Regions from separate parts of the Homo sapiens genome. Here region 2 is linked to region 1. The links are chromatin loops, found by intact Hi-C in ENCODE. Cell type or tissue: mesothelial cell of epicardium. All regions are shown on one strand. Each heading gives the region's core, and the rest is flanking DNA. Links, peaks and the distances in the headings are about the cores only.

Region 1 (5,645 bases), core at 1,765-4,264:
GTGCTTTGGGTTTTAAGAGTGTTCTATGAGGTGAATAGTATAAGAATAGTCACCCAGCTGTTTTAATTGAGGAAACAAGCCAAGGAGGGATAAAATGACTAACAAGTACTCACAATTTTTAGTATTTTCATAGTCAAGGATGTAGTGTAGCATAGTGAAAAGAACTTTGTCTTTATTGCTGGGTTTGAATTGGAGCTCTGTCATTTACAAGCTGTATGACCTTGAACAAGCTATTTAATTTTTCTGAGGCTCACTTTTTTTCTGCGCATGTTCTGCATATACAGGGACAGACAGCAGGCTCATCTGAAGGATTAAATGAATCTAGGAGAGTGTTTGGCACACGGCAGAAGCCAAGCAAGTCTTGTTTTCCTTCCTTCCTGATCGGCTGTCTCCAGTAGCAAGGACTCAGTTTGTCTTGATCAACGTTATATCCTCAGCACACAGCACGGTCCTTGGCAGGCAGAAGATGTTCAACAGATATTTGCTGAATTGATTGATTGATGTAATCCTAGGATTTTCGTTTTAAGTAAAAAGCTTTTACTTGTACCTATAAAATTTTATCAACTTATAACATTATAACATGACCATAATCCCTTCTCCAGTCACAAACCTCACATGGCCTACATGATAATGACAGCTGCCTTTAGTCACAACCCAGGGAAAGTGACCTAAGGGAATTTCCACTTAAGTGTAAGGCTAGACACGCATGTGTTTCTCTGTGTAATAAAGCAAAACTAATGGATAAGCATCTCTTTATTCTGAAAATTTTCTAGCAAGCAACGGTAAAGAGACATTAATTGCATTCTGTTAATTTAATTTGTATAAAGCATTCTTGATGTTTATTTTGATCTCCTTAATTTTTTATATTGGCAACCCTAAAATATAATTTATAGAGATATTATAAGTTCATCCAAGCCTATTTTTTTATAGGAATTTAAAATTTGCAAATGTGAATTCTCTTAATATGATTCCTTTTTAGACTCATCACCCTCTGGGTTGGGAAGGCACTCCATGAGAAAAGGGAAGAGAACACAGGCTTGAAGTCAGATGGGTCTGCCACTTACTCCCCAAGTGGCCTTGCATAACCTCACTGAACCTCATTTTTCTAATCTAAAAAATGGAAATAAAAATACCGACTTGATGGAGTTGTCATGAGCATTAAAAGAGACAATATATGTCAAGGGCCTATGGAACAGCAGGCATTCAAGGAATTGCTGTTCCCTCCTGCCCCTACCAATAATGCTACAAAAGGATTCAATTAAAAGCATCATGCCTGAGTATTTTCATAATTAATCACTGTAACATCAAACTAGCACTTTTTTTAGTCTAGTTAGTTGCAAGATCTTTCTTTTGTCTCTCTGGCAGAGTTAGTAGCCTTTGACAATCCTGAGCCCTAGAAATATTGTGAAGGCCTTAACATTTCCAGAGGGGACTTTTTTAAGTCTCATCAGTTGCAAGAACTTTCTTTTGTCTTTCTAGCACAGTTATTAATTCAGGGCAATTCTGAGCCCCAGAAATACTGTGTTTGCAGGAGGATTTTGAATGCCATATAAGAATAAGGGCTCAGTCAATACACAAAAGCCGTTCTTCTATGAATCATCTCCCAGATTTCTTCATGGGACCTCCCCAAGCTACCTTGAACTAAATGCCCCAACCCTATAACCCAACTTCCTGAGAGCATAAAGCCTGCTCTCTATTCTCCAGTGAATTCGAATGTCTCATATATATTTCTCTGTATCTTCCACTGGATGGTAAATTGTGAGGACTGGACAGTGTCTTGTTCACTATGTATGATTTAATCTCCAACACAATTCTCTAACTACAATATTCTTACAAAACGTTCTGCTAGATGAGTTCTCTTGAAAGTACTTTTTAGTTGCATATTGTTATTTTAAAGTCTGCAGTATTAATCATGTGTAATAGCACAGGGATATATGTGGTGCCTGGCAAGGAAACATCAGCTCCCTTGATAAAAGTGAATCCTTCAAATCTTCACACCAGAAGGAAACCTAGGGGGCATCGGATCTAACACAGCCCTCGGCTTCACCTGCTGTGCACCATGAAAGCCCCATGATGAACTATTCACCCCGGGTCCCCCTCTCAGGGCCCAGGCTCCTCTCCTCAAGCTGTCTCTCTGCTCCCCCAGCAGGTCCTCTGCCCTCTAAGTTTCAAGGATACTGAAGTTCTTGTAAGTAGCCCCAAATAGCCATGCTCCCTTCACCTTGGATCTACCCAGGTATCTTTTTCATGGCATCCTTTAATTGCTTTTATTCTCTTAAGATAAAAATTGGATTGTAAGCTGTAAGGACAAGAACTGTCTTCTTCACCGTCCTATTCCTGTGCCTGACATGCAGTGGTCTCTCAATAAATATCTGTTAACTGAATGACTTCCTTTTGGCAAGATTTTCAGAAACACTTGACTAAAGAGTAAACGGAAAGCAAATGAGAAAGAAGCTTAAAATACAAGAAGTTTAGCCAGGAAAATACAGATTTCCGATCCCAGTTTGGTCGCAAGGAACTCTGGCCTTGTCCCACCTTGAGACTGAGCATCCTGTCTTCTTAGAACAGGCAGCAGAACTTCTTGGGCCTCTTTTTCACTGGGAGAGAGTTTTCCCAATGCCTCCAGATCCCCACCCTTCACACATATCGGCCCAGGTCCTGTCTCCTGGTCATTTTCATGCCTTTCTGCAGGCCACGTGGGACCCTCCCTACCAAGTGGGCCAGCTAGGCCTTTCCCTCCACACTCTTCCTACAGGGAAGCCCACCTCCCTAGCAGAGCACAAGACCCCTCCTGACCGGCCCAGGAGTGTGGAGAACACACAACGTCCCAAGAAAGAGGCACATGTGTGAGCAGGGGATGAATCTTTTCCAGGCCTGTAACCCACCTTTTGTCTGTGACCAGCTGTGTGAGGAAGAGAAGAAGAAAGTCCAAATTCACTTTACAGGCAAAAATACTTAGAGGATTCTGAGAAGGTAATCGGCCTTGAGTTAACAGATTGTAGAGTTGGGAAACTTGTGTAATTCTTTTTGTGAACCTGAACCTCAGTTCAGGTTTTCAGAAGAAACCTGAACCTCAGTTAACCCCTGCTCAGAGGCCACTGGGGCCTGGAAACGCCCTTGTGAATGCTCCATCTAGGCCGTAGCCTGAGGCTTCCCTGCCACTGGACCATGGGCGGAGGCTCTCTCTGAGGGGTAGGCCGGCCCCGATTTGAACGACCTTGGGCCAGATTGTGTCCCGCACCCAGAAGGCGAAGGCGGCTGCACCGCAGTGGCTGGGAGCGCCGGGTCAGGCAAGGTTTTACGGCTCCGAGCGGCGTCCCGGACCCACACCCCAAAGGCTTCTGTTAACTGACAGAGACCCGAAAGATCCACAACTAGAATACAGAATTCCCTCCGCCCCTGATCCCTTCCCCGCGAAGCTCTAGAAGCGGTTTCCCCTGCGCGCCCCTTGCTCCGGGCAGAGCGGAGCAAACGCCTCCAGCTTCGCTGCTGCGCCAGAGCCCGCGTGGACTTCCCTCGGCCGCCGTTCCTTCGTGCCCCTGGCGGGGTCGCGAGGCCGTCCCCTCTGCCCCGCTGCCGAGCGCCCCTCGGTGCCGGGACACCAGAGGATCCAGGGAGCCGAGACCGCCCCGACCCTAGACATCCAAAGGGGAGAGCCCTTAGAATTATTCCCTGGCCGCAGGGCTTGGGTGGAGGCTGGGGGTCCACTTCAAGACTCGGTTTCCAATAATAATAGCATGTCCTGGTCACGCTGATGCCAGGACCCCACAGAAGGCAAGCGATTGATTCCGCGGGCCCTTCAGGCGTGGCGTCCAATTTGCGCAAAGCACAGTAATCCAAGACTTTCGCGCACTGAGGACTTTAAGGGGGCGCTGGACCGAGACCCATCTTTTCTGAGCAGCTCCGGGCGGGCTTAGAATTTTTTCTCCCAATTCTAACCAGGATGCACGGCTCTGAACTTACAGTGACCTCCGCTCAGTGTTCTTGGCTCTGCACGGGCGGGAACCCGCTCAGGACTCAGGAATATTCACACTAGCACCAGGGGCTTGCAGACCACTGGAGTGGAGGGCGAGAAAATAGCTGTATATGTTCGCATAAGGTGTATTTTTCTAAACTAGCTAAATAGATCTCAAAAAAAGAAAGTCCTGGTCCGGAAGCCAAGACTGCGCCCCTCGATCTGTCCAGATTCGCTAAGGGCGCCTGAGTGATGAGACGATATTGATGCCCCAAGTTTTCATAAGCAGGGCGCTTTGAACTTGGGTGTCATGTGCAAGATGCACGCACAGTGCCCACGCACTCATCTCCGCCGGAGCCGCGTACTAATTAGGTGCGACTATCCTCCCGCTCTCTCAGCAGGGCAGCTGGGCTCCAAGAGCCTGAACCCTGCGGCACACACCAAGGTCACCCGCTGAGACTTGCCTTGTCATTGGGAGAAGGGGCAAAAAGACTGTGAGGAGCATTTAAAACAATTTGAGGCGGGAAAGCCTATAAGGGGAGGCAAACTGGAGGAATTCTCTTCTATTTAAAGAGTAGTGCAAAGTTGCCAGGAAACTCGCTACTGTCTATTTACTCCCCGAGAATGGGCCTCAAAGAAAATAAGCCAGGACCAGGTGACCCAGTGGGATCCGCGAAGCGGCTCCAGGAGACTCTCCTCTCCAGCGACTCCGCACCGGGACAAAAGGATCAGGCAGATGGGTTTTCTCCACCCGTGAGTGCTACAAACTCTTTCTCCATTTTCTCATTTGATTTTTAAAGGAAAAAAAAGTGCACCCGTCTCTCTTAAAAGTGGAGAACTGAATAGCCTCAATATAAAATTGGCGCTCTGAAAGAGACAAGGTCTAGAAAGATCAGTCTGCCGGCGAAGCCTGCTGTAGCAGAAATGCTAGAAGCAAACGAGTGCTGACAAATTTCGTTTTTACTGTGGAAACTCGTAAACGAAATCAGGTGGTAATAGTTACCTATTGGAACCATCAAAAAATTCGAGTTAATTTAATGTGTTTTGGATTTAGAATACGTAATCACCATTATTTTTATTTTGCCTAGATAGTTCCATTAAGGTTTAATAAGCTATTAAAGTTCCCTGGATAAATTTTGTGTGTGTGTGTGTGTGTGTGTGTGTGTGTGTGTTTTTAAGTAAGTGGAGGTTACCTGAACCACAAGAGAAGTTTCAGCATAATTTTTTAGCCACTGGGAAGTCTGTATTTCCTGCCAAAATTTTCAAGGATGGGAATTAGAAAATGGTGTGAGGGAGACTAAATACTCATCAAGCACCTATATATATAGGTACCCTGATAGGGCTAGCTTTACAAATTTCATTTCATATTAATAATTATCCACCAATAAGAGTTCTTCTTTAAAATACCGAAACCTCCTTCTTCTGCGCCCAGACCTCAGATGGACAATTTCCATAATTTTATTTAATTCAAAAGAATTTCGTTATTGATACTTCCTTCTTTGAAGTGACATAATTGCCAAGGTTAATGGGGAAATCCATGCTTAGTGGTATTAAAGTCTGTTTTAACTCATTACATCGTTAATGTTAATCCTTGTGTGGAAAAAAAAAAAGTGAAGGTGAGCCTTAGCACATGCTGGATTTCTCCTAACTCTTTGGGTCCCTGTAAAAATAGATCCCTATAACTGTTTGA
Region 2 (5,645 bases), core at 2,144-4,643, 350 kb before region 1:
TAGAAGCAGGGAGGAGGGGTGCTAAGATAAGGAGGGAGAGAAGGAAAAAAGAGAGGGGGAAAGAATATAAGAAGAAAAAGACTTGTGTATTCAAAATGAAAGCATCAATTCCATGCATTTTGTTTCATAAAATTTAATTCAGATTGCACAAGTTCTCAGGCTTTCAGACATTATGATGTACAATGTGTAATTAATCTCTTGCTCCATCCTGATAGAAAGGCATACTAGATTTTTTAAAACTTATTATTATCATTAATTATTATCCTGTGTGTGTCACATGTAGGTCAGAGAGCTTGGATTTTTCTGTATCCCTTACTGGTGAAGCAAACCCACTTTTTGCATGTATGCTTAACAAAGCTGCCAAAAGTATTTGTTTAAACCCATGAGTTGCATTGCTTTACAAAAGTTTCTTATAGCTCACATATGTTCAAGTCCTTTCTTATTTATATGTGGCAATCATAAGCAGAATTTCATGAATTAAGAAACCTAAGCGTGGGACATGGATTAAAGGATTTTTATGTTTGCTGCTGGAAATAGTGGCCTTGAAGGCCAGGTATTTTCCCCAGATGATCCATGAGGTATTATAATCTTCCCATGAATAGCTAGGTCTATTATAATAAAATATTTTGCAGAAATCTGAGGATGACCTAACCTCACCAGTTTCTCCCAAAATAAGCCATATTCCAACCAAAAATAAAGAGTATTTTTAGATCAGTGTAAAAGCAGCAGTCAATAAACTACGTTGGTGAGCAGACCATCCTACCAAGTTTCCTGACAAGTAATTTCTTGGACTTCTGAGGAGATGGATCTGAGCCAGTACTAGATTACCCAAAAGCAACACAAGTGTTTAGGCCCCCAACAAGGTGAGAACACTAAATGATGAGAAAATAACCTTTGTGAGAATTTGATACTTAATTTTTTATAAAAACTATTAAAATAATAACACGGAAAAAGAATAAAAGTTAAAGTATTTTTTACTATCTTGTACTTATCTGTACTTTCTATGCTTATTTCTAGTTTGTTATTATTTTTCTTTTAACTGGTGTTGGAGGGGAATATTCCTTATGGTGCTAGAGGCATTGCATAGTCATCTGGCAGCTCTGATCTGCTTACAGTCGTGAGACCTGAGAGGAAAATCCCTGACCTCTTGTTTCATAAACGTCCTCTTTCTTCCTGGACTCAGACGCCACCTCCATTTTGGGTCTTCCCAAGCCCTAACAGAGCAAGCAAAAATTTCAGTGATTCACTCCTGTTTTCTACTTCACATAAATTCAGTCCAAAACCATCTGAAGATAGAAACACAGCCTCCTTTTCTTGGTATAAGCAAAGGGTTAATGCTGACAAACGACGCGGTGAATGTGTCCCGTTCTGTGTGTGCTTGCACGTCTAGTCAGAACTGCTCTGCTCATGCTTGTTTCTCATATGACCTTTACAAGCAGCGAAGAAAGGCGTCCATTGTTTCCTTGCATCTCGTGGATTTAAAAACATAGTCCCCACAACAACTAAAAAGGCAAGTCAGGGAAGGAATGCCGAAAGCAAAAACAAAGTATTTCACCCCAGGAAAAGCCATATATAGTCAGTTATGAGATAGTGTTTGACTTAGAAATTGCACCCATATCTGTGAGATAGGTGGTGGACTGGATAGTTGTAAAATAAAGTTTGTATGCTCTCTTAGTCCCCACTCAGCTCCCTACAGTCTTCCTACAGTACTATGTAATTTTTATTTTTAAGCAAAAGATGGGGCTAAAAGTCAATCATGTGAGCCCACCTGACTGAATTGGTACCAAGGCGTAATTCTTTTCTATGATAAATAGACAGACAGATAGTAGAGAGAGATAATAGGTAAATAATAGATGACAGAGAAAATTAGATTAATATATATTATCTATAGTACTTATAGAGCTATATACATATGTAATATATAATTATATATTAAATATTAAATTATACATATGCTAATATATATTAAATTAATATAGCATATATTATAATATAAATTAGTATTATACATTAAGTTATATACATATATTGGCAACCACTGATGATAATTGCCTGGATCTGTTAATCCATTAAATGTTGCAAAGTGATAATACTTTAATTCTCATCTCTTTCCCATGTATTACCTAGACTCTGTCTCTAAGAGAAATTTCCCTTCATCAATTGTTTATTCTGAAGTACTTTTAGTATAGGGAAGGCAGGATAAATGCTTACTATTTCTTTTCTATTTACTATTCTTTAAAATAATGAATTGGTTCTTCAAGTCTTTCTAAGGTGACCAATGTGATGTTTTTTAGTACCATTAAAAGTCATGCATTTAAATATATTTCATGTATCATGATTCATTGACATCTTTTGTCCTTATTGTTGCTCAAAACTTAGCCAGTGGGAGCAACTTCAAAACGTTTCCTTTTCAGCATATCCTCTTACGTAGTCTTATAACTTCCTTGAGCGTCATTGCTTTCTGGTGTGACAAGATGCTCCAGACTATCCCTGTACATTTTCTATCCCAGAGTTAGAATCACCCATTTCTCTGGAGTCCTGGTTCTTTCTATGGGGAAATGGGACTTAAAGAACACAATCTGAATCCTACAGCTACTCATTGTCACTGGACTGGTGATGGGTTTTATTTCTTTGCATTAAAAAGATGGATTTTTTTAGTATGTAGGATATTTTTTGAGATAAAATATATCTCAGTTTACACTGCTGCCTTTTTACTCAACCTCCTTCATCTCATATTTGAATTTTCTTTTTTGCATGCCAAAAACTCTAGCTCTAAATGACACTCAGAATGTTTTTAAACTTGGGGTTTTATCAATCTGATAGTTAAGTACTATGTCAACATAATTTTAACTTGCACTTCTCTTACTATGCACGAGATTGTGTATCTGTTCACATGTCCAAGGGTATTTGCATTTCATTTTTTTGTGACTTGTGTCTATCTCTAGGTGATTTTTCTATAGAGTCATTGGTCTCTAAAAACCTCTCTGTCTTTAGAAGCTGTATTATATAAAAATATAACATTCTGTCCATTATAGAAATTGCAAATAATTTTTCCCATATTTGTCTCTCTTTTTGTTTTTTGCTTTTCTTATGATAGTTTTTTCAGTCATGTAAAATTTGTTTGTATACATATATTATCAAGTGTATCAACCTTTCCCATTGTTGCTTCTGCATTTTCAGTCATAGTTAGGAAAGTGCTTCACTATGTTTTTTCTGTTACTTATACAGTGTCATTGCTTACATTTAAATCTCTAATATATTTAAAGTTTATTTTGATGTGCAGTGTGAGGAATGGATCCAATTTTATCTTTGCAAAAGGTCATCCAGTTTTCCCAAAAACACTTTTCAAAAGTCCATCTCCTTTCTCCAGTAATTTGCATATGTAATTGAATCCATTTCTGGATTTTCTATCTTGATCCATTGGTCTGTTTATTCGTGTATGCAAACCATACTTTTTAAATTATAAGGCTTTATAATGTTTGCATTATCAATTTCCATTAGTATATTCTCCATTTTTGTTCTTTACCTGGCTATTCTTTCTTGTTTCTTATTCCAAATAAACTTTTTAGTCAACCTGTCTACTTGATTATAAAAAAAAATGGAATTTTTACTGGGATTGCATTACATTTATAAATTAATTTAAAGAGGATTGACAACTTTATTATGTTGAATTTTCCGATCCAAGAAGTATGCCTTTTCATGTGTTCAAGTTTGCTTTTGCAAACTAACACTTATTTTTCAGTAGAATATTCATGAATTCTCAAGGGAAGAATATTTTGAGTTTTTTTGCATAGTTATTACAGTTTATCTCTAACCTTTATAATGAAATAAGTTTGTCAGTTTGACAAGGTATGATATCTTTGACTGTTTCAACTCCTGACTTTGTTAAATGCATTATTGTATGGTCTGCTGCAGTAAAGTTGAAAAGTCTTATGTAATCTGATTCCCTTTCCTTTATCAGTGACTTCATTTTTTTGCCTGGTTGACCAAAGGATTGTTTCCTTTTCTTTAAAGTTCATAGTTTTAGTGAAAATATCTCTTGAGTCTTTTTTCCCAGGTTTGCAGTACTATCTTTCAATAGTTTCAAGTCAGGACATTTTTTTGTGAATCATAATTTCAAATACTTGTTCTATACCATGGCTTTGGTTCCTTTTTGGGGGACTCCCAATACACATGTGTTAATGTCCCTGCCTATTTTTATAGCTGTCACCTTCTCTTCCATCCTTTTAGTGTCTTCATTCACTTTATTTTTAAAAGTTTTTTCTTTGTTCTTTCTTCTATTTCTCTGAAGGTATCAATTTGCTCTTGGGTTTCCTCTAATTTAGAATTCAACACTGAACTTGATTTTTTTTTATTTTAAAATTATTTCCTAAGTTCTGCCATCTTTCTAAATCGTATTTTTCTCCAATCACCTCATTTATGACTTTTTCTAATTCTTATTCGTGTTGTTCTTTCATATCTATTATTTGCTTCTCAACTTCTTTTGGCCTGTTTTGAAATATTAGGTTGCAGTTTTTATTTGCCTTGTGGACTTATCTTTCTGGTGTGCCTTCATTGTAGGGACATTATTTTATTCATTTTCTCTTTTTGCTTATAATAACTTTACATGGTATTTTTAACTGTAATCCTTTTCTGTTGCTCATGTTAGGGTAAAATGAATATTCTTACACTTTTACAATGGTAGCAAGGACCTAACTTTATACTGGAAACACCTGCATCTGTTTGTTTTTTTAATGAAGGATTCAAAAACATGGCTTCATGCTCTCTGAGATCTGCTTTCTCTTCTCCTATACCTCATTCTTGGCTGGATTTTCTCTTTCCTTTGCTCCTGTTGTTCTCCTCCTCCTCAATATGAGTTCTAAATGAAGTCTCTCCTCAGTGCAGAGCTTTGTTCTGAAAGTGATCTGTAGTTGGTTAGTTTCAAGAGTTTCGACTCAGACAGCCACAGCATCATCAAACCTAATGATGGCCTCCTTGCAGTTACCTATGAATTGAGTCCTGTAAAGCGTCCTCAAAGAATCAGTTGTTCCTCTCAGAACACACCACAGAGCTTTCCAGTGAGTATCACTGATGATTTGGGGGTTCTCCACCACTCAAATCCATCGTAAGTCTCAGTTCCTTCTCTCTGCTTCTTGCAAAGTTTTAGTGATACCACACAAGTCTTTTTGCTATCAGAGTTTCATCCCCATATACACATGCATTAGGGTGTATGTTTTGTTGCTTTGTTGTAGATTTCATCTGTGCAGTTTTGGTTTTGCTACTCTGACTGTGTTCATTAGAGGATTCAGGAATAGTCGTAAGCTATAATGCCATTGTTGCCATCTTCCCAGAATTCTTATTTCCCTAATTTCTTAAGGAATAGAACTTGAAATAATTGTCATTTTCCTTCTATAAAGATTATATCTTATCATACATCTCTAGGACAGCCAAGGAATAATAAAAGCTTAGACGATAATAAACATTTAAATAAGACATGCTTTGCACCAGTACCTGCAAGAGCTGTGAGCTAATTTTCTAAATGTAATTTTTAACATTGTAGGTACTAAGACCTTCATGCTGTAAAGGTACAATGCATGCTACTGATACTAAATTCTTTAGTTCTCTGTATGCCCATTCTTTTTAATTGCTTTAGGTTTTCTCTAACT

What was found. A loop is a pair of places that touch in the nucleus more often than their neighbours do. Peaks named below come from ENCODE experiments on the same cell type or tissue, not always from the same donor. Only the 100,000 strongest peaks of a DNase experiment are listed, where the experiment ranks them.
Region 2: a loop joins it to region 1, with 16 times the contacts of the local background. A loop is called at or near these places in 1 of 110 quality-filtered maps.

What each region holds. Positions count from the first base shown.
Region 1 is chr13:50,131,437-50,137,081 of GRCh38, reverse strand. The region is part of intron 2 of DLEU1 (deleted in lymphocytic leukemia 1); the gene reads right to left. Among named protein-coding and RNA genes, the nearest start is that of DLEU2, 8.7 kb to the right of the region's middle. In mesothelial cell of epicardium, for the core only: no CTCF peak of the experiment used is centred there; DNase peaks (open chromatin) are centred at 2,764, 3,851, 4,011 and 4,211.
Region 2 is chr13:50,480,421-50,486,065 of GRCh38, reverse strand. All of the region lies in intron 4 of DLEU1 (deleted in lymphocytic leukemia 1), which reads right to left. Among named protein-coding and RNA genes, the nearest start is that of DLEU1-AS1, 44 kb to the left of the region's middle. In mesothelial cell of epicardium, for the core only: no CTCF peak of the experiment used is centred there; no DNase peak of the experiment used is centred there.